4 separate regions of the Homo sapiens genome follow, and regions 1, 3 and 4 are each linked to region 2. The links are chromatin loops, found by intact Hi-C in ENCODE. Cell type or tissue: heart right ventricle. All regions are shown on one strand. Region 1 overlaps LOC107984604 (a long non-coding RNA gene). Region 2 overlaps DCLK1 (doublecortin like kinase 1). Region 3 holds the start of DCLK1 (doublecortin like kinase 1). Region 4 overlaps CCDC169-SOHLH2 (CCDC169-SOHLH2 readthrough).

Region 1 (5,000 bases), 160 kb before region 2:
GCTCCCAATAAATTGGCCTCTGTCTATACATCTGGATAAAATTAAAACAATAAGCTTTATTTTAATAAGATCATAAAATTGCAAGCTTTGCAAAAGCAGGAGCAACGTCCTCCATTTCCTCTGAGTCCTTCCACACTGCTGTCCTTAGGTAGCTAAGCCAGCAGCCTTCAATCTTTTTCTTTTTCTTTTTTCTTTTTTTTTTTTTTTTTTGCTGATTCACAAAAGTGGATGCCACTTACATGAACGATCACTCTTGTGGGGATGCCCAAGATTCTGTGAAATTCCCAACACACAAGCAGCAATTCCTCCCTGTTCTCTCTCTTGAACACAAGGGAGAATGACAAAAATAGAGGGGTACATTTTAGCTAGCTCCAATTCACTTGGGAAAAAAATACATAATTTGTGAGCTTATCTTTATTGTTAGTCATATGTTTCTTTTGACATCTCACACTGTTCACCTTCACCATTTCAACAGGCATCCATTTCAACAAGCTGTCATCAAACAGTGGTGCCAGGGAGCTACTAGGAAATGGGATGAGGAGAGTCTGGGATGTCTGTTGGTGCTTCCCAACGAGTGTTATGGGCCCTCTGTTTTCAGGTGGACCTTCCTGCAGGAGCAGAAGATTTCTTGCTAAAGGGAGTGTAAAGGTCTTTTCCTTTCTATTTAGTGGATCAGAACCTGCATAGAAACAGAAATGAAATGCTCAGGTGGGAGCAGTGATTCTCAATGGCTGATGTCCAAGACACAAAAGGATAATCACAATGTTTTTATGATATCAACTTCTGAAAATCATGTTTGGCAATTTTTTCCTGAATAACAGACAATATGAAGAAGACCCAAAATGTTTATAAAGGGGAGATTTCGGAGTGGGATCTGTTTCAAGTCAAAGGAGAAAGCAGTCAGGCAGCTTGGGGGCCAATTACAATATTGGGTGAAAGCCACTGGGTTAAAGAGAAGGCTATGGGGTCACCACACAAGACAAAAACTGAACTGTTGATTCCCTTTCCCACCATTCCTCTCCCTTTCTTTTAGCAAATGGCAAACCCATTCGTCACCAAGCCAGAAATCTTTGAGTCATTGTCTCCTCTCTCTCTCTCTCATACTCTCCATTTGATTGATCAGCAAATCTTGACTTTCTGAGTTTCAAAACGTCATCAGTACCTGACCACTTCACTCCAGTGAAGGACAGTACTCATCCTGGTCCAGGCCACCAATATCTCTCACCCAGGTAATGGCCTCCTAACTAGTCTTACTGCTTTCACCTTCCCTTGCTCAATCTGTTTCACGTAGTAGACAGAACGGTCTTTTTAATGTTTAAATCAGATTATGCCATTTCTTTGCAAACCTCCAATGACCTCTCATCTCATTCACAGAAAAGCAGTCTTTACTATGAGTCTATGAGACCTTTTAGGACCTCAGTCCTTGCAACCTGTCCAACAACATCATCTCCAACAGCTCTTCCCCTCTGTCACTCAGCTCATTGACAATGGTCACCTGGGTTTTACTTGAACAACCCTACCTCAGGGCTTTGCACTCGCAATTCTCTCTGCATGAAGTATTTTCTTCCAGGAATTTGCTTGGCTAACTTATTTAATCAGTTCATCATAGGCCTCATTATGAAAGAAGCTTTATTCTTTTTTATGGGCAACTTGATCATTGGCATCTGTTTCAGCAGTCAATGACTGTGAGCAAATTGGCAATGTCAAACTCTGCAAAATTTCGAGATTTTTTTTAATGACCTAAAATAGAGAGTTTATTATCTCAGAAATTTGTTAAGGTCAAATTTTTTGTGTATTATCCTCAGCGCATGGTTGATTTTCTCTTACAAACTCTTTCACTTGTTTTAAAGAATGAATAATTTGGGGACTTTGAGTATTTAAATCTATTTTTAAACATGGTATATGTTCTTGTAACTATTGTTTCTCACATCGGCACTGATTGTACTTTATTAGTTAGTTCCAGAGACCCTTAATTACAGAAAGTTGCCTGGGGAAGTCCAAGACCAAGTCAATTGTATTGACGAGAAAAGAAAAAAGCAAACTAATAGACCTAATGACTTGGAGTCTAAGACAGTCATGAAAGACTCCCCTCCACTTCCTCAAAACATAGGTAGGTGCAATGTTAAGTAGAGTCAGGGAAGTCAGTAACTCATTTTGCCAATTTAAAGCCCCAGCGCAATTTATTTATGAGGCTCGGGGTATTTTAAATTCACCTAAGTCAATCACGCGGTGAAAATCATGCTCGGGTGTGAATTCTGGCCTGAAAATATGCATCCCCTTATTGTATTCACACAGACCTTTTGCATCTCAAGCGTGGTGAGCAGCTGTTGCGGAGTCGGTAGAGCCTGGTCTGAGTAAGGAGGAGCCCGGCAGCGGCCCTGGTGGGGTCGGAGAGAGGGCACTAGTGCTGTTTCTATTTGGGGACGCCGGGGGAAGGCGCCGCCGCAGGGTCATTGCAGCGCCTCCCCAGCGCGCAGGGCTGTGGATCCCACAGCAGCCTCCGGGCCAGGTTCCGGGATGCTTGGGGATGGCGCGGCTGCACCTGTCACTCGCCGCTCACTCCTGCTCCGGGGAGACCCCGCGCTGACCTCTGCCCTTGCGCCTGACAGCTGGGCCCCGAGCCTCCCCTGCCTCTGCTGTCACTCGGAGGTGGCTGGTGATTAGTAATCGTCTCCATCCTCCACGCGGGAGGCGTGACCGGGCGTTTACACGCAGCCTGTGAGCCAGCGCCTGGAAATTCCTTTCAGGGACTGCTTTTGCATCTAGAAACCAGAAGTGATTCAAGTGATATGTTCAACTCCTGCCCCTGGGCTGGGGAGAGCGTTGCAGCTCAGTAAAGCACTGCTCCCAGGGAAGAGCTGTCTCTGCTCCCATGGCATAGTTCTTTTCCCTTTCCTGATCAAGGAGACAATGACATAAATATGACTGTCATGGGTGATGATAGCCAGACTGGAGAGACATTCTCACTAGGGTTTTGTTTTGTTTGCTTTTGTAGACAGTGTCACTCTGTCACCCAGGCTGGAGTGCAGTGGCACAATCACGGCTCACTGCAGCCTCAATCTCTCCAGCTCAAGTGATTCTCCCACTTCAACCTCCCAAGTAGCTGGGACTACAGGCGCATGCCACCATGCCTGGCCAATTTTTTTTTTTTTTTTTTTTTTTAAGTAGAGAGGACAGTCTCACTATACTGTCCAGGCTAGTCTCAAACTCCTGACTTCAAGTGATCCTCCCACCTCAGCCTCCCAAGTGTGTTACCACTAACACACTTCCTCAATTGTAAAATAAGGCATTGAACAAGTTGTTTACATTTAAATCACTTTCTGAGTGTCCATCAGCCTCCAAAAATTGAGGCAGTTTCTCAGACTAATATCAGTAGCAATTCTATCACTATTTCTTCTTTAATGTAAGGGAAAATTAATTTTGATCAATTTGCCAGGTATCAATTTGGGTAACATTTCTACCATCTTGATTTGACATATGGCATTGCAGTTCCCCCTAAGTCACTCCAGCTGGGGCACAAGAGGCAGCTTACAGTCACTGTGGGCAGGCTTTTTATTTTGTTACCTCATGTGCTTAGTCCTTCTTGTCACTGGCTCTGCCCCTGCCCTTGGTACTTGCCCAGGCCAGGCCCCAGGGGAAGAATGCTTATAGACTGGGTCAGATATTTTACCTTCCCCATTGGTCTTGGGAGTGGTCTCCATCTTCTTCCCTTGTTTGTTCATTTTGCTAATTTCAGGAACCCCAGATCCTGGTCCTGGTCCTCCTCCACCAGACGGAAGGAAGTCAGAGCTTGCTCCAAAGAGATTCTTGCAAAGTGGCCCCACAACTGCTTGTCTGAGTCAAGCCTCAGCAGAAAAAATCCCTGTATCCATCATCTATTTCTCTATTCCTCTAGGAATAATTTATCTTATAGTTCATCATATTCCATAATATCTGCTTATGATAACTAAAGCATCTAGCAGCTTGACCTGCTGGAAAGGATATGGATTTGGGACATTTTGTCTCAGATCTACTACATACAAACTTTGTGACTTTGGAAATAGACACTTCCTTGGTATGAGTCTTAGTAAGCTCACCTGTAAGATGGGAGTTGTAAGAATTTTATAGTGCCAGGCACAGTGATTCACACCTGTAATCCTAACACTTTGGGAGGCAGAGGCAGGAGAACCACTTAAGCCTATGAGTTTCAGACCAGCCCTGTCAACACAGAGAGACCCTGTTTTTCCAAAAAACTTAAAAAAATGTAGCCAGGCATGGTGGTATGCTCCTGTCAGCTCTTCAGGAGGCTGAGATGTGAGGATCCCTTGAGCCCAGGAGGTCGAGGCTGCAGTGAGCCATGATGGTGCCACTGCAATCCAGCCTGGGCCACAAAGCCAGATCTTGTCTCAAAAATAAATAAATAAATAAGAGTTTTGTAGGAATCAAGTCAAATAATGTATGACAAAAGATTCTGTGAACCTCACAGCATTATGTAATGGTGTGTGTGTGTGTGTGTGTGTGTGTGTGTGTGTGTGTTTTACTGCAGCAGATTTTGGTGGTTAGAAGAATGAGTTTTTGGAGTCAGACTTCTGTTTAAAGCAAGGCTTCACTAATTACTGGCTCTGTGACCACAGACAAGTGACTTTAATTTCTTTTATATCCCGGCATCATCATCTGTAAATTGGAAATAATAGCTATATTTTAGGGTTGTTGAAACGTTAAGTGAGATAATGTATGCTAAGCATTTAATATAATTCTTAATATGTCATAATAGTAGTTGCTGCTTTCAGGCCCTAAGGATGCTGTTGGCTTGAAAAAAAAATGTACCCTTGAGACTTTTAATCTACCTCCTTTTGTTAACCACATCTGAATTTTTATCTCTAGAAATAAATGTATATAAAATTGCCTTACTTAATTCCAGTTTTTAGAAAATATTCCTTTTTCCACAGTTCGAAAATGCATAAAAATCTAGTGCACCAGCTTCTTATCTCAGCAGTTGAAATTATTTGACTATTGATTCT
Region 2 (5,000 bases):
CGATGATTTTCCCCTTAAAATGAGAGATGAGAAAAGAAATTAAAGATAATCATATCTGCCTAGGTTTTAGTTGGATTGGGGCCTATCTTCATTAGTAATAAATCTCATATTTCCTCATCATTAAAAAGAACTTGATCCAGACAATACATGCTCATGTTCAGTGGAGAAGATCACGAGATTATCCAAAGTGGGCTAGCCTTGGCTTTGCATTTGTGTATGGATGAGGCTGATATTGGATTTAATTTCAAACCACAAGGTGTAGCCCCAAGAGAAAGGAGCCATTCTGGAAACTAATTGGCTTTTTCCATCCTACCTTCAACTCAAACATCATTAAACTCTGTTTCTAGCAGGAGGAGACTGTTCCTGCATGCAGATGTAGGGAAGTGGTTAAGGGGCTTTAAAGGGCTTCACTGCATGTAAAATAAATAACACAGGAATCAGAGTGTTAAAAATAGAAGCTCTGAGTAAATAGCTATAGCTTTGTGGCCAACAGGTCGAATGCTCACTCTCAGTATTAAATGGGCAAAAATAAAGTTATGCTGTCCATATGGATGAAAGCAAAGCATGTATAAAAGATGATGCACAGAGTGGATAATACCCTTCAGATAAGTGGTGTATTAATCAGGGTTCTCCATAGAAACAGAACCAATAGGTTGTGTGTATATATATATATGGAAAGAGATTTGTTTTAAGGAACTCACGTGAACATCGAGACAGGCAAGTTCAAAATACTCAGGGAGGGCTGGCAAGCTGGAGACTCAGGAAGAGCTGATGTTGCAGTTCAAATCTGCTAGAATGGCCTCCTGCTTGTGGAGGTCAGCCTTTTGTTCTATTCAAGCTGTCAACCAATAGATGAGGCCCACCTGCATTACAGAGGGCAGTCTGCTTTGCTCAAATTTAGCAATTTAAATGTTAATCTCATCTAAAAACACCCTCAAAGAAATGTGCAGAATAGTGCTTGACTACATACCTGGGCCCCGTGGCCCAGCCAAGTTGACACATAAAATTGACCACCTCAAGTGGGAATGGGCATTGCACATGGTGCTGTTTGCAATACCAGCACACTGAAGCGAATGATGAAGACGGGAGGCCTTAATCTATCTCTCCTTCTTAAAGCACTGATGATTTTATTTACAACTAAAATAGGTTGGCAGGGTGCAGTGGCTTACGCCTAGAATCTTAGCATTTTGGGAGGCCGAGGCGGGTAGATCCCCTGAGGTCAGGAGTTTGCAACCAGCATGACCAACATGGTGAAGCCCCGTCTCTACTAAAAATACAAAAATTAACTGGGCGTGGTGGTGGGCACCTGTAATCCCAGATGCTTGGGAGGCTGAGGCAGGAGAATCACTTGAACCTGGGAGGCGGAGATTGCATAATATTTAACTCCAGCCTGGGCAACAAGAGTGAATGAAACTCCATCTCAAAAAATTAAAAAAAAGAAATAATAAAATTAAAATAGATGAAAATATTGTTGGCCTTAAGTAAAGCCTAATATAGAAGATATTTTAGGAAAACTGTTGTAATCTTATTGCTTATGTTTGTAACATTTCTGCTAGATTTGCATTTATAAGAACAGCCAGGAAACAAAGATTTATGGTAAAAACGTGTGATCTCACGTACGTGGGTTAGTTTATCTTTTTTGAGGTTGTCTCTCACAGCCTGCTGCTAAAAATAAGCAGTCTTCTATTATTTGCTCACCTGTGATTTAGTCAGAAAAGCCAGTGTATTCTAATGAGTTGGGAAGAGGTGAAATTTCCATTCAGAATGGTAATTTTCTGTTAATCATCATTGAAACTGAAGAGCCTCCCAGATTGTTCCTCAACATTTGAATTGGCCTCAGTAAAAATGAAAGAAGACAAAGGAACATTTATATGAAAGTAAAATGTTCTTATTCTTTCTGGTTTTGCTAATAAAACTACCAGATTGGTTTCCTTGTCTTTGTCCTCTGATCTGTTTACATTCCTTTTATTATATTTTGGTGTGGCCCATTAAAAATATTGCCCCATACTAACTAGTATATTGAAAACGGATAGAATTAGATTTCGTAATAAAGTGAACTTAGTTCACTCAAATGTTAAGTCATTTCCTCCACTGAATCCTTGTAGACACAGGCATTTGGATTGTATCTTTACAATATGATATTGGAAAAGATGAGGGAATATTGGTAATTTGAGGTGAAAAAGAAAACTCTTATAATTGAATGTGGATGCTTTGTCTCTTCTTGGAGCAGAGGTTTAAGAAAGAAAAGGAAGAAACTCCACCACTACAAAGCTACCTTGGAGAACACTTAGACAAAAATTTCTCAGAGCATATGCTATTTGGTGAAAATTCACAAATTGCTCTTCATAGCTTTCTGAATTTGTGTCATATCTGCATTTTAAAATTGAATGTGCTGCAGTTCCAACCTGTATGCTTTTGAATGAACCTTAATGATGGGCCATTTCTTATTGCCGTCATCTGTGCCTTTCATTGCTGATTTATGTCAACTTCCTTTAAATGCATTGTGGTATTTAGGCAGTGGATAAGATAGTAATGCCATCGCATGCTGGTTGCTTAATGATGCAATTGCTTGAAAATTTAAAGCCCATAATAGCTTTAGGTCAGGTTCAGAAGTTCATGTTCCATGCCAGACATTTGAAGACTGAATCAGAGCCCGAGCACTGCCAAAATCATGCCACATTTGTCAAGCCTGGCCTTGGGTAAAAGCTGTTGGAAGCCGCCCATTCATCCAAGCCAATCACTGATAATGAAGCTTGAGGGAACATGAAATATCTTTTCTAAAAAGAACAGACAACCTCACCAGTTGGCTGCCTTTTTTTTATTTTTAGTATAATTACCAGGGGCAAACTGTCTTGCAGAATTGCTATCTTATATTAGCTTTGAGTTTGTGTTCTTGAGACCTGATGCAAGGATGTTTTATTAGCTAAGAATATGTGGTTTGAGGTCAGCTGAACATGATTCTTTCAGGTTTTTCTTGTGGGCTGTAATGTGATTGACTATTCTGTGGTGTGGAAGCTTACAGCTAGAAAAGAAACTTCAGGAGAACCACTTTCCTGTTTTCACGCTTATATTTTATCTGACTAATTCGCTTGGCTCCTGCCACAAACATCCATCAGTGAACAGACTTCTGCTACAGGGAAAGTTCTAGAAGAGCTGCCCACCTGGAACACTTCAGTCAAGCCTGAAGCTGGAATTGTAAAGTGTGACTGATTCCAAAATCACCATGCCCCAACCTACTCCTGCTAAATGTTAGATTTTTTTTTTTTTTTGGAAGCTGCATGTTACTTTTCCCCTTTTCTTTTTTTCAAAGGGCTCATAGTATTGGTTCCAGTATCTCAAAAGGATGTTTTGCAGATGAGAGAAAAGTACTTGAAAGAGTCTGAAACGCTGGAAGGACTAGAGATGTTAACTGGTCACTTTCCCTCACTCCTGCCTTTCATATTCCACACTCAGGTCTTTAAAGACTTTGGCTTTGAAGAGAGGAAATGAAATATGGGAGCCTCAAGGCTGATACTTATCCTAGCTTTTTTTTTTTTTTCTCATGAGTGTTCAGAGAAAGGAATTGAATTTGAATTCTCTGAAGCACCATATGATAGGTAGTTCTGATTAAGTTGTGGCTAGATGTCTTTGATGATGTTATTACCATCATCAAAAAAATGTTAACTAATTCCTCATGTATGTAAATCTTTGTAATTCAGAACACACTCACTTTACCTGATTCTCACAACCACTTGGTAATGAAGGCACGGCAGGTACTGGTTTCATCCTCATCCCCCAATGTGTAGATGCGGAAACTGAGGATGAGAGGTAAACCTTTCCCCAAGTTTCACAGATAGTAAGTGGCAAGTCTAAGACAAATCATGCTACGTCCAGTGCTTTTCCTGTATTTTATGCTGCCTCCTGCCTTCTGTCAGCAGATTTTGGTGGCTGTTGGAGGAAAGAAAATTATAAGAAAAATTATAAGAAAAGATCCTTGCTCTTGATGAGTTTAAGGTCTACCTGGAGAGACAGAACTGAGGCATGAAAGAGACAAAGAAGAATGCAAGGTAGGCTGTGCTAAGTGTTCAGTCAGTAGTTTTGAGGTTACTTGTTGCTGGAGCGTCATGTAGGAGAGGTGATTGATCGAAGGCAGGGACAGCAGAGAAAGCTTTCGGGAGGAAGTGAGAGTTGAGTTGGTCTTGAAAGGAGAGTAGGTCTTAGATAAAAGAGAGCAGAGCAGCTTGAGCAACTGTATCACAGAAGCAGATGCATATGACAGTGCGTAGGAGGCTGAGCAAGCAATTGTGCTGGACCCACATATTACATCAGGGAGACATTGCAGGCAAGGCTGCAGAAACAGCAAAAGGACCAGGATGTGAAAATCTTGAATGCCTGAATTTGGATTTAATCCATTAAATAAGGAGAAGATATCCAGGGCTTCAGAGCAGTAGCTTCATGTGTATAATCGATTAGAGACTGGAGATCACTGATGGGGGAGTAGTATATCAGTGCAGTTCATAAAGGTGGTAGAATTAAAATAAAGGAATGAATGACCAGGTCACACAAAGGAAAAAGGATCAGGATTTTCAGGGGAAAGAGGAGAAATAGAGTGATCATAAAATGTATTGTCCAACCTAGGACATTTTCCAAGACAAATGCTACACTGGTCAGGACAGTGGGAAAACAGGCACAAACTGGGACTTTCCTAGGCAAATTGAACATATGATCATACTGGTCAACAATGATGCTGGGGTTTTGAGACTGGGGCATTTGTGGTCATTGATAGAAGGAAAATCAGCAAGGCCAGTGATCTTGGATTTTAAGCTTCAAGATGACTGCAGTAAGTCAGGAGTAGATTTCCAGTGCAAAGTTAGAAATGCACAAAACTTGTCTGTATAACCCTTTGTTTCACCTTTCACTCCTCTTTTAAGCCCCCAACATTAAAAAAAAAAAAAGCACTTTCTTTTGAAGGAAGCAAACAAAGTAAGGAATGGCAGCCACATCCTAGTACTGTCAACATG
Region 3 (5,000 bases), 140 kb before region 2:
AGGGCCAATGTATACTATTTAATGTCTTCATCTACTTAATTATCAGTTGCCCCCTGGTTTCCTTAAAGAGCTAATGATGCCCAACTATTTCTAGTGAGAGCACTTTGCTACTGAGAGAGTCAAACACCAAGGTGATTCTCTGAACACATTATCTGTGTGTGCTAGGTACAACAGCTAGGAAGAGGTAAGATGATGGTGAGTTACTTAAAGCTCTTAAGAAATGACCCTAGTAGAATATCCATAGGGGTTAAGAGATGAAATTTATTTCTTGGCTTAGCATTTTGGAAGAAATCACTTGGCATTTGTCATTGGCAAGATAAAAAGAAGCTCTGATTTCTGTTCTCCAGAAGATGTACTTGGCTTCTTCCTTTCTCTTAATTTACCCCTATGGCTCTCATTTTGCCTCAGAATGTGAAAGAATAGGCTTACTACTTTGCATTTAGTTAATTTGGTGAGTTCACTGTACTCTCATCTCTGGGCTATTAAATAGTTCAAAAATAAATATCGCATCACTTGTGGAATATGTAGCATGGATCTCATTTGAGCTGTGTTTTAAAACAAATGGTAATTATTTAACATTTACATCATACTTGGAAAGTATTTCAGAATAGAACTTTTTAATAATAAGTAGTCAAACACATAACTGGGATCAATGGGCAAGAGAAAAATAAAATTTTAATGTTCCATTGAAAGGTGTAGGCTCAGGAAGAGAGAAAAATACTTATGTGTATTTTGTATACTCATGTGTATTTGGGACAAACACAGGTTGTGGACGACAGGATTGAAAGTCAGATTAACTGGATCAAAATTCAGGCTGCGTACTGAGCCAGTCTAAGATTTCACCGAAATCTGGGAGCTGCTCCCACTCCCTGGACTTTTGTGCAAAGACTGGAGGAAGCTGTGAACAGCCTGGGCTAGGAGAACATTCCCCCTCTGGGAGGAGAGGCTCGCATGAGCTCATGGGGCTTTCCACCGCAGACCCAGCCTTGGCAGCCACAAAGTGTCCAGCAGTGAAACCTGGCCCTTCAGTTCTCAAGGGCCCTTTGGAACATATTTGACTCTAAGCAGAGGTCACTATTCCAAGAGTGACTCATGTCTTGGGGTTAAGTGGAGATGATGGGTGGGATCCATGAACAGATCCAGCTCTTCCCAATGTGGGGGGCACCAGAGTGCATAGCTTGGGAGGGTTGGTCATCCGAAGAGGCACTGCGTGGGTGCATCCCGGGCAAAAAGGATGAGAAGGTGATCCACTGGCTTCCATACCCTGGGAAAGGTGTCAGACCGTGAGGTCACATCAAAAGGTATGAGTGTGGGTACCTCCTTCCCTCCCCCGACGGTGGGGGCCTCATCTCTCGGCCATATCACCTCTGTGCCTTGCACACTTCCTGGCTCAGACTCAGCCCTGTCCACGTTCTCTTCCACCATCTGATCTGCCCCCATCTCCCAAAGACTACTTGTGGGGACTAGGGAGGTTTAGGGGTGTAGTCAAGCCAGATGCACCGAGGTTGCTGCGGTGGGAAGAGGGCGCTGGGAGGGAGGAGGACCTGGGGCGCAGCCGTGGTGGGTGCGCCCTGCCAAGAAGGGCGGGGGCGACGGGGCGCGCACGCGGAGGAGGAGGAGGAGGAGGGAGACGGGAGGGCGTGTGAGCGAGTGAGACAAGAAAAGGGAGCGCGCCCGCCGCCGCCGCCGCCGCCGCCCTCCTCTGGAGAGAGAGGCTGGAGTGAGGCTGTGCGAAGCGCCGCATTTCAATGAGGACGGGCCGAGGCACATCCCTGCACTAGTGGCCGCAACCGAGGCGCCGCGCTCCAGCAGCTGCTGCCGCCCAGCCCGGCCCCGCCGCCGCCCCCCAGCCCTGCAGCCCCGCAGCCCCGGCCGCGCCCAGCCCGGCGAGGACAGCACCAGGAGGCGGCCCCCAGCGCGGCCACAAAGACCCCCGGCGGCGTCTCTCCGCGGACCGGTGCGTGGTTTGCCTTCCCTGGGGACGGGAGCTGCGGGGAGGGCGGCCGGGGGACTCCGCAGAGCCCGCTCCGCCCGCAGCCGCGGGGCGCCGAGGGCAGGGCGGGCGCTCAGCTTGGCCCCGCCGCCCCGCCCGCAGTTCCTCGAAAGGCGGCCGCCCTGCCCTGGCCAGCCTGGCCCGACCCGGGGGCGTTGCGTGCGGGCGGCCCCGGGGCTGCTGGCACCTGCCTCTTTTGTTTGGTGCCATGGGGCTTTAAACCTGGAGTCAGGCGAGCGGGCCCTCCCAGGCTTTTCGCGTTGTTAGTGGAGATGGAGAGCCAGGGCGGAGGAGCTGGGAGAGGTGCTTGTCATTGTCAGAACTGGCTGCGGAGCGGGAACCAAGGAAGGAGTGGCCGGGCCCGGCCTCTTATTGTGTGTGTGCTTTTCCGTGTGCCCGGGCCAGTGATGTGTGCTTGTGGATGGGGTCGATTCGTGCGTGGTGGTGGCTGCAGCGTGGGTGTTGCAAGTACGTTTGCAGGGTCTCAAGTTCCTTCAGGGACAGCGAGGCTGCCTCATGTTCAAATTAGTACCTGCAGTGCTAAAAGCTTGCGGAGAGGAAATGGCATTTTTTCCTCCTAGTGGGAGCGCACGCACAGCCCCGCAATGCCCCACAAAAGAGGCTGCTTTTGAAAACCAGGTTTGCGCGGAATTGCTCCTGGATTTGGCAAGGAGATGCTTGGTCGGTGAGAGAGAAGATGAAAGGTTTCATTCAAACCGGCTCCCTCTCTGCTGCACCTGTGAGTGTGTCCAGGCACGGTGCACACACGTTCAGCGACCACACTGCAGGCTGTTCCGTGAATACATTTTATGACTGTTCCTAAATATATTGCCTTTCAGTGGGAAAGGAAAGTAGGACAGCGTTTTAAGTATGAAATGTCACATGGATGCAGGTCAGAAGGGATTTTTTAAGAGAGGTCATATAGAGGAAAATTATAAAAGATATGCACACACCCTGTGATGTCTACGTCCGTGGTGGTGCACGGGCCTGGAAGGTATGTGTGCGTTTTATTTCATGCCAGTCCACCTGAATCCTAATCCCACGGTTAAAATATGCCTTGGGACTTCCAGGTCCAGCATCTATTTAGATGTGGTAGCATTTATGCCATTTTTTTCTTGGTATATATGTGTGTAAATTTCTGAAACAAGAACCATGTGCTCATCTAGAGAAGGATGAACATAGATTCCTCAAAATGGTGAGAAATCCCACCGAGAACAATCAGGGATGTTGGTTTCTTGAAATGGCAGGATTTATAGGAAAAGCTCTGATGAGAGCCAGTGGCCCTTCTTACCTCCAGTGTCTGTGGTCGCTGTGGCTGAGGTGCTGTGGTTACCATCCTGGTGCCACTGCACATGTGCACTCAGGCCCTTGGCCACCTATGGTCTCTGAACATTGAGCTGTGTGTTCTCGCAGCCTTCCTGTGCAGAAAGTGTAAACCTGTGGAAGGCCAGTGGATCTTCAGAAGCTCATGCATGGTTCAAATGTATGACTAAGCCAAGGTGAGGGAAAGAACACCTATTTTGTTGCCACGAATAATTACCAGCACACTAGGGTGTGGAGTGTGCTCCATTTAGAGGTAGCTGTAGCCTTGAAAATGATTTCACTCTGAGTATGGTTTCTTTTGTCGACACCATTGCCCACTTTTGGACAGATTCAGGGAAGGGAAGTAAAAGGTGTAGCCCTGCCCTGGATGAACCTGTGATCCAGTTTGAGGAAATATGCAAATAAAATGAAACAAAGTAAACCTTTTTTCTATTTTAAATTGTTCTTTTCTTCTTTTTTCATCTGGTGTGGGAATTCTTGGTCCTAAAAGCCCGTTCCCCCAGGGAATTCTAACTATTGCCAAATTATTTGGCCTTTGCCAATTGTCAGTCACTGAGAATTCGATGTGCACTCTTTCTGGTAACAGAACTGTGCCATCCTTCCCTATGGCCCTGCTTGTTTTCTTTTAGTTTATATCAATTTGGAAGGAAATCCCCAAACTCCTAGTGTTGGGAGAATGATCACTGCCTTTAAGAATAAAACACAAACTTCAAAAGTGAGTTTGGCCTTTATAATTTACAAAATGTTGAAGAACTTAGTGAGTTGGTGTGAGTACTGGGAGTGTCTTCCACTCCACCCCCAAGACACACTCCCTTTTAGAAGACAAGAGAGCTCACTTTAAAACCATATAAATTAAAAAGTAAGAGCAGTTACCAATATCCTGGACAAAAATTGGTTCTGTTTAACAACTAATGCCTACAGGACTGGATATCAAGGGATCATTGTTTTAAAGTTATCTAACATCAAAATCAATGAAACCAGTTCAGAGCTGCCTATATATAACTGTTTTTGAAAAATGCAAATTCTGACTACTATGAGTTATTAAGAGGCAAGAAATAGTTTTCATATTTGGAGGGAAAAAAGTACACTGAACTCATTAACACTCCAGGTTTAAATCACACTTCATTTCTCCCTCCCCAGACCTTCAGTGGGGTCAGCAATAGACCCATAAGCAGGTAGATAGAATCACCAACATCAGAGGCCTGCTGACCACTGCTTCCTCTGTGTGCAGACGAGGTCTGGATCAGTTATGTGGCCTGTCCAAGGTCACTGAGCTAGTTAGGAGTGAGGGCTTACAAAATCCTGCTTCTCATGCTGAAGAGGAACCAGTTTCAAAGGAGCAAGGGATGGAAAACACCAGCTTTGGAGTTACAGTAAATCTGGGTTCAAATCTCAACCCCTCAGTTATAATTTTGGGACCCTGGATAAATTCCATATTCACCTGAATATTAATAATATTACCTACCTTGTTGGATTAATATGAGGTTTAGAAGAGAATTTTTAGCATATTATACAACTGGTTGATGAGTAATAGTGTCAGGTACCTCCTAGACCTTCAGTAAATATTGCTTTCTTTCACTTCATTTCTGGAGTACCAAATCTCTAGTCATGCTTTCAGGTGTGAAATTTTAGCCACTCTGAATGGATCAGAGGTCAGTTTACTGAGGGCCAAAGAAAGGTTGGG
Region 4 (5,000 bases), 280 kb before region 2:
TCTGAGGCTTAATTTCCTCATCTGTGAAATTGAGTTAATTAAACTCTCATGCAGGGTTACTGTGAAGATTATTAGAGATAGATAAAACAAATAACATAGTGCCTGACATAGTAAGCTCTGTTAGTTCCTGTTCTGTTTTCCCTTGATAAAGGAAAAGTACTATTTTATTAAAACAAGTCTGTTGTGAAATTAACCCCAATCAACTTGGAAGGGATAAGCATAAGGCCCAAAGATGTGCAATCTGTTTTCACTTATTAAGCTGTGCTGTTATATAAGTTGTGAATCTTCTGAATCTTTTGGTACCTTCTCAAAACTATAATAGAATTCATTAGATATTTAACATCTTTTTTTTTTTTTTTTTGAGACGGAGTCTTGCTCTGTTGCCCAGGCTGGAGTGCAATGGCACGATCTCGGGTCACTGCAACGTCAGCTTCCCGGGTTCAAGCGATTCTCCTGCCTCAGCCTCCCGAGTAGCTGGGATTACAGGTGCCTGCCACCACGCTCAGCCAATTTTTGTATTTTTAGTGGAGATGGGGTTTTGCCATGTTGGCCAGGCTGAACTCCTGACCTCAGGTGATCCGCCTGCCTCAGCCTCCCATTACAGGCGTGAGCCACCTCACCCAGCTGATATTTAACCCTCTTAATAAAAAGTGCAGAACCTTTACTTCCCTTGAGCTAGTTGGGTGTACATTTTCTAGTCTCTAACATGTGCATTCACCAAAACGGGACTTAGTGCCTACCTGAAATTCCTTCCAAGAATTTCCAGGTATGTTCAGCAAAGACCTGTAGCCATATTAATATATATTAAAGGTATATTCTTTTTTAATTTTAATGTTTAAGTTCTGGGGTACATGTGCAGGATGTGCAGGTTTGTTACATAGGTAAACATGTGCCATGGTGGTTTGCTGCACCTATCAACCCATCACCTAGGTATTAAGTCCAGCATGCATTAGCTATTTTTCCTAATGCTCTCCACTCCCCCACCCTACCCCCTGACAGGCCCCAGTGTGTGTTGTTCCCCTCTCTGTGTCCATGTGTTCTCAATGTTCAGGCCCCACTTATAAGTGAGAACATGGGGTGTTTGGTTTTCTGTTCCTGCATTAGTTTACTGAGGGAAATGGCTTTCAGCTCCATCCATATCCCTGCAAAGGATATGATCTCTTTCCTTTTTGTGGCTGCATATTATTCCATGGTGTATATGTACCACATTTCCTTTATCCAATCTATCATTGATGGGCATTTGGGTTGATTCCATGTCTTTGCTATTGTGAATAGTGCTGCTTAATGTATACTTTTATATACATTATGTATGTATACTAATGTATATTAAAAGTATACGTTCTGAGGATTTCCCCAGAAATTTGGTAGGTCTGGAGTAAGGCCTGGACATTTGTATTTTTTTGGCAGACCTCACAATAGGCTCTATTACAGAGCACAACTTAAGATCAACAGATATAGGGGATGTATATCCCTCAGAGAAAGATGTGGAATACAGCCTTGCTTGTGATAAGTTACTGTAATGGCTCTTATCAACAAGCCCCACCATATCCCTGTAGTCAATTGTATTGCAAAGTGGAAGTCCTATTCCTTGACTCATTCAGAGTCATAAAAGTGATGACCCCTATTTTTCTCTTTCTCTAGTTTTCCTATCAGTACCCTCCCCCTTGTCCTCCACTACACCCAGGCAGCTTGGATCCTTCAGGGAAATCTCTCACCAGTGCATATGCTTAGTCAGTCAGATGGATCCTGTTCCTAAAGCTAACAAGACTAGCTGGTGGTGAAAAGAATGGGGGAGAAGGTGTAGAAACAGAGAAACATTATTTAGGAAAATACTTAATCTCATCTCAAACATTCTCTGGAAGACTCTTGATCAATTTGTAGAAAACCAATTCACAGGAAGCCAATTTGCCGAAATCCAAATCCTTGAATATGTTCTAATGAATATAATTTTATTTAGTAACATTTTAATAAATGTTTGTTGAAAACCCAAAACTTACGGAAATCATTTAGCATTTAGTATTATTATTGAAAATATTCTTAGAAAAAGAGTATATTTCAGGTTATAAGTTCACATATATGAATGATTTTCCTTAAAGCGAATTTTTAGTAAATTTGGAATCGTAGGTAGATTGGTCTCCCTGCAAATTAATCCTTTGATGAATTGGCTTTTTGAAATATTAATCTTTGCCTGTTTGTCTATATTCCCTTCAGACATATGTTTCAGCTTGCCATAGGACAAACAGGAGAAGAACATATTACAAAAGCAAGAGAAGCCTGAAGAAAGAGATGGTTTTAAGTCTTAGTTCTTTTAAACCATCGGGCCATTGTTTTTATCACACACCTGGCTCTTCAGAGAAGCAAGACTCTCCCCTCTATTATTCTCTGTTGTGGTCCATGTCATGTCCCACTCTCTGACTTCCAGTCTTATTACTCATTGACCTACTTATCTTTTCTTCATCCTGTTGCCCCACACCATTTTCCTGACTGTGATACTAATTTCTTTACCATGATTCAGATTCTTCTTTTAGCTGTGCTGCCTGATGGACATCCAGCCCTATTTGGGTCTTCCTGGGACCCATTACCTCACTGTACACCCAATTAGTCATGCTCCCACTGGGCTCACTGTGGTAGTTTATGCCTTTTGAAAATTCTTAGAAATGTTGTTTTTAATGCCTGATAACCAGTCATTAAAATTAGTGACACTAGAGCACTATTGACACGTGTAAGTATATATTTTTAAAGTATTGAGGTTATTAAAATGCTATAATCTCTGAGACTGCCTCCTGAGGTGTTCTGTGGACAGCCCTCACTGGGTTTGTGTTCTCTCCAAGATCAGAATGGTCAATTGATAGGTACATAGCTTCAAATCACAGACAGAAAAGTTAGTTTAAACAGATTTTATATGCAAATCTAGTAACAGTGCTGTCCACAAGGGGGCATTTGGTATTTAAGAATGTAGAAGGCTGTGTTCTTTCATTGTTGCAGTTGCCTATATTGAAAAGTACTATATATATAGGAGCTGTGCTTAACTACATTGTATTCTCCTGTTTTTTCTTTTGTAAGCGTTCAGTGGAGTGATTTTTTTTTTACTTTTTTTTTGTGTGTTTGTTAGCAATCATTGGTTTAAAAATAATATGCAGGCCGAGCGCGGTGGCTCACGCCTGTAATCCCAGCACTTTGGGAGGCCGAGGCGGGCGGATCACGAGGTCATAGATCGAGACCATCCTGGCTAACACGGTGAAACCCCGTCTCTACTAAAAATACAAAAAATTAGCCGGGCGTGATGGTGGGCGCCTGTAGTCCCAGCTGCTCGGGAGGCTGAGGCAGGAGAATGGTGTGAACCTGGCAGGCGGAGCCTGCAGTGAGCAGAGATCGCGCCACTGCACTCCAGCCTGGGCGACAGGGAGACTTTGTCTCAAAAAAAAAAAAAAAAAAAATGCAGCTAATGGAATTTTCTCTCTGCTTTGGATAGAGGTGAGGGACTTTTTTAAAAACCTAAGTATACTTTATTTCAGGTGTGTAAACAGTATCTTGAAATTTCTTATTCTTACCCTGTTGTTTCAATCTACTCTTGGAAAATGACCTTTAAAAAGCAAATTAAAACAAGATCGTAGGTGAAATATGTTATTGCTTGGAATGCTAAGAAGTTATTAGTGTCAGAAACAAAACAAAACAGCTCTTTTATGATAATAGAATTAGCTTTATGTATATGATTTTCGTTGTTGTTAATATCTAGTAGAATTTTCAGTTTAACTGTGGCGTTGCTTTGTCTTTCCAGGCTGCAGTTTTCTAGTATATTACCATTGATTTATATAATCAGATAAAAGCAGCTCCTTGGGAAGATCAAGAACATTAAGTTATGAACAGTCCAGTGAATTGGAAGTGATGGAATGAGAGAGTCTGTTCTTCTGTTTTAAAGATATCTAGTTCATTTTGGAGTCAGTAAAATAAGAGGGAACCTTAAAGTTATTGTAGTACAATTTTATACTTTTCAAGGATCTCTGGTATGTATATTTATAAGTGGATAATTACAAATATCTTCTTGTTAATGGTCCAGGTTACTTCATGATTGCTGTCGTTTTTGCAAAATCTATAATGTGTTTTTGTCGTCTCCCCAGGATAATTTATTTTTATGCTGGCCTTATTCCCATGAGATTGCCACAATGAAACATCCTAACTTCCTGAGTTATAGTATAATTTCAAAGCATAGTATGCCTAAAACACAACTCATAGGAAGCAGGTATAGAGAAGGAGAATGAAGTGGGTTATTCTGGGAATTCTGGGCCACACCAGCTGTAACTGTGTGTGGGGGCAATGCTGAGGCTAACTGCAGAAGAGAAAATACTTTGTGTCTCTCTGTTGAGCCTGGAGAGAATGAACACGCACAGAGCTGGGAGACAAAGTCATGTGTTAGAGGCTGGAGGAAGAAACCAAGGTGTTAAAGCTTAAAGATAATAGTGAAGAAAGAACGAAGGACAAGGCACGAAGACCACAACTGCTATGAAGCTGCTTCTTAATACATTTTCCACATGGTGCTTATAAAGCTTTAGAAATTAGTACATTACAAAAAAATTTTAAATAAAAACATTGATGGAATTTCTAACTCAAATACCAGGGTGGGTTGTTAGCAATCTCAAATGTGATCTATTTTAGAATTCACAGTTTTTGAGTATAAAATTATTATTTTTAAATCTTGTAGAATAGTAGAAATATTATTGAAGCGTAGTATTATTGTGCTTTAAAAAATGCAAATGTGCATAATTAGAATGTTCCCCATTTTAGTCAAAACATTTTTTGCTTGTGAAGCTAGTAAGTAAGGCAGTATGTGTGTGGGGCCTCAGGATATTTTTTTTATAACTATTACATCATTTGGTGTGTTCACTCTTACATGCTCCTATCTCACAAACCCATATTCTTCCCATGTATAAAACTCCTAAAGTACTCCCACCTGACAAAATCCAATAACAAATGTAAAATTGGAAAACTGTGGGTATAATTGG

What was found. Hi-C counts contacts between places; a loop is a spot of excess contacts. Peaks named below come from ENCODE experiments on the same cell type or tissue, not always from the same donor. Only the 100,000 strongest peaks of a DNase experiment are listed, where the experiment ranks them.
Region 1: a loop joins it to region 2, with 2.2 times the contacts of the local background. A loop is called at or near these places in 4 of 110 quality-filtered maps.
Region 3: it touches region 2 in a loop (2.0-fold over the local background); 11 of 110 quality-filtered maps call a loop at or near these places.
Region 4: it touches region 2 in a loop (5-fold over the local background); 11 of 110 quality-filtered maps call a loop at or near these places.

The regions. Positions count from the first base shown.
Region 1 is chr13:36,152,555-36,157,554 of GRCh38, reverse strand. LOC107984604 (a long non-coding RNA gene) reads left to right here. Exons shown (of 3, transcript XR_001749822.1): 3 at 476-642. Among named protein-coding and RNA genes, the nearest start is that of DCLK1, 24 kb to the right of the region's middle. RefSeq lists an enhancer at 2,523-3,087. In heart right ventricle, no CTCF peak of the experiment used is centred here; a DNase peak (open chromatin) is centred at 2,618; H3K4me3 peaks cover 979 bases.
Region 2 is chr13:35,992,378-35,997,377 of GRCh38, reverse strand. All of the region lies in intron 3 of DCLK1 (doublecortin like kinase 1), which reads left to right. Among named protein-coding and RNA genes, the nearest start is that of DCLK1, 140 kb to the left of the region's middle. RefSeq lists an enhancer at 3,395-3,896. In heart right ventricle, no CTCF peak of the experiment used is centred here; a DNase peak (open chromatin) is centred at 2,687; H3K27ac peaks cover 2,585 bases.
Region 3 is chr13:36,128,071-36,133,070 of GRCh38, reverse strand. It overlaps DCLK1 (doublecortin like kinase 1), which reads left to right and starts at 1,689. Exons shown (of 17, transcript NM_001330071.2): 1 at 1,689-1,957. In heart right ventricle, no CTCF peak of the experiment used is centred here; DNase peaks (open chromatin) are centred at 970, 1,240, 1,560 and 2,400; H3K4me3 peaks cover 2,323 bases; H3K27ac peaks cover 1,377 bases.
Region 4 is chr13:36,273,306-36,278,305 of GRCh38, reverse strand. All of the region lies in intron 2 of CCDC169-SOHLH2 (CCDC169-SOHLH2 readthrough), which reads left to right. The region is part of intron 4 of CCDC169 (coiled-coil domain containing 169); the gene reads left to right. Among named protein-coding and RNA genes, the nearest start is that of CCDC169, 22 kb to the left of the region's middle. RefSeq lists a silencer at 1,520-1,814. In heart right ventricle, a CTCF peak has its summit at 2,920 (motif pointing right); no DNase peak of the experiment used is centred here.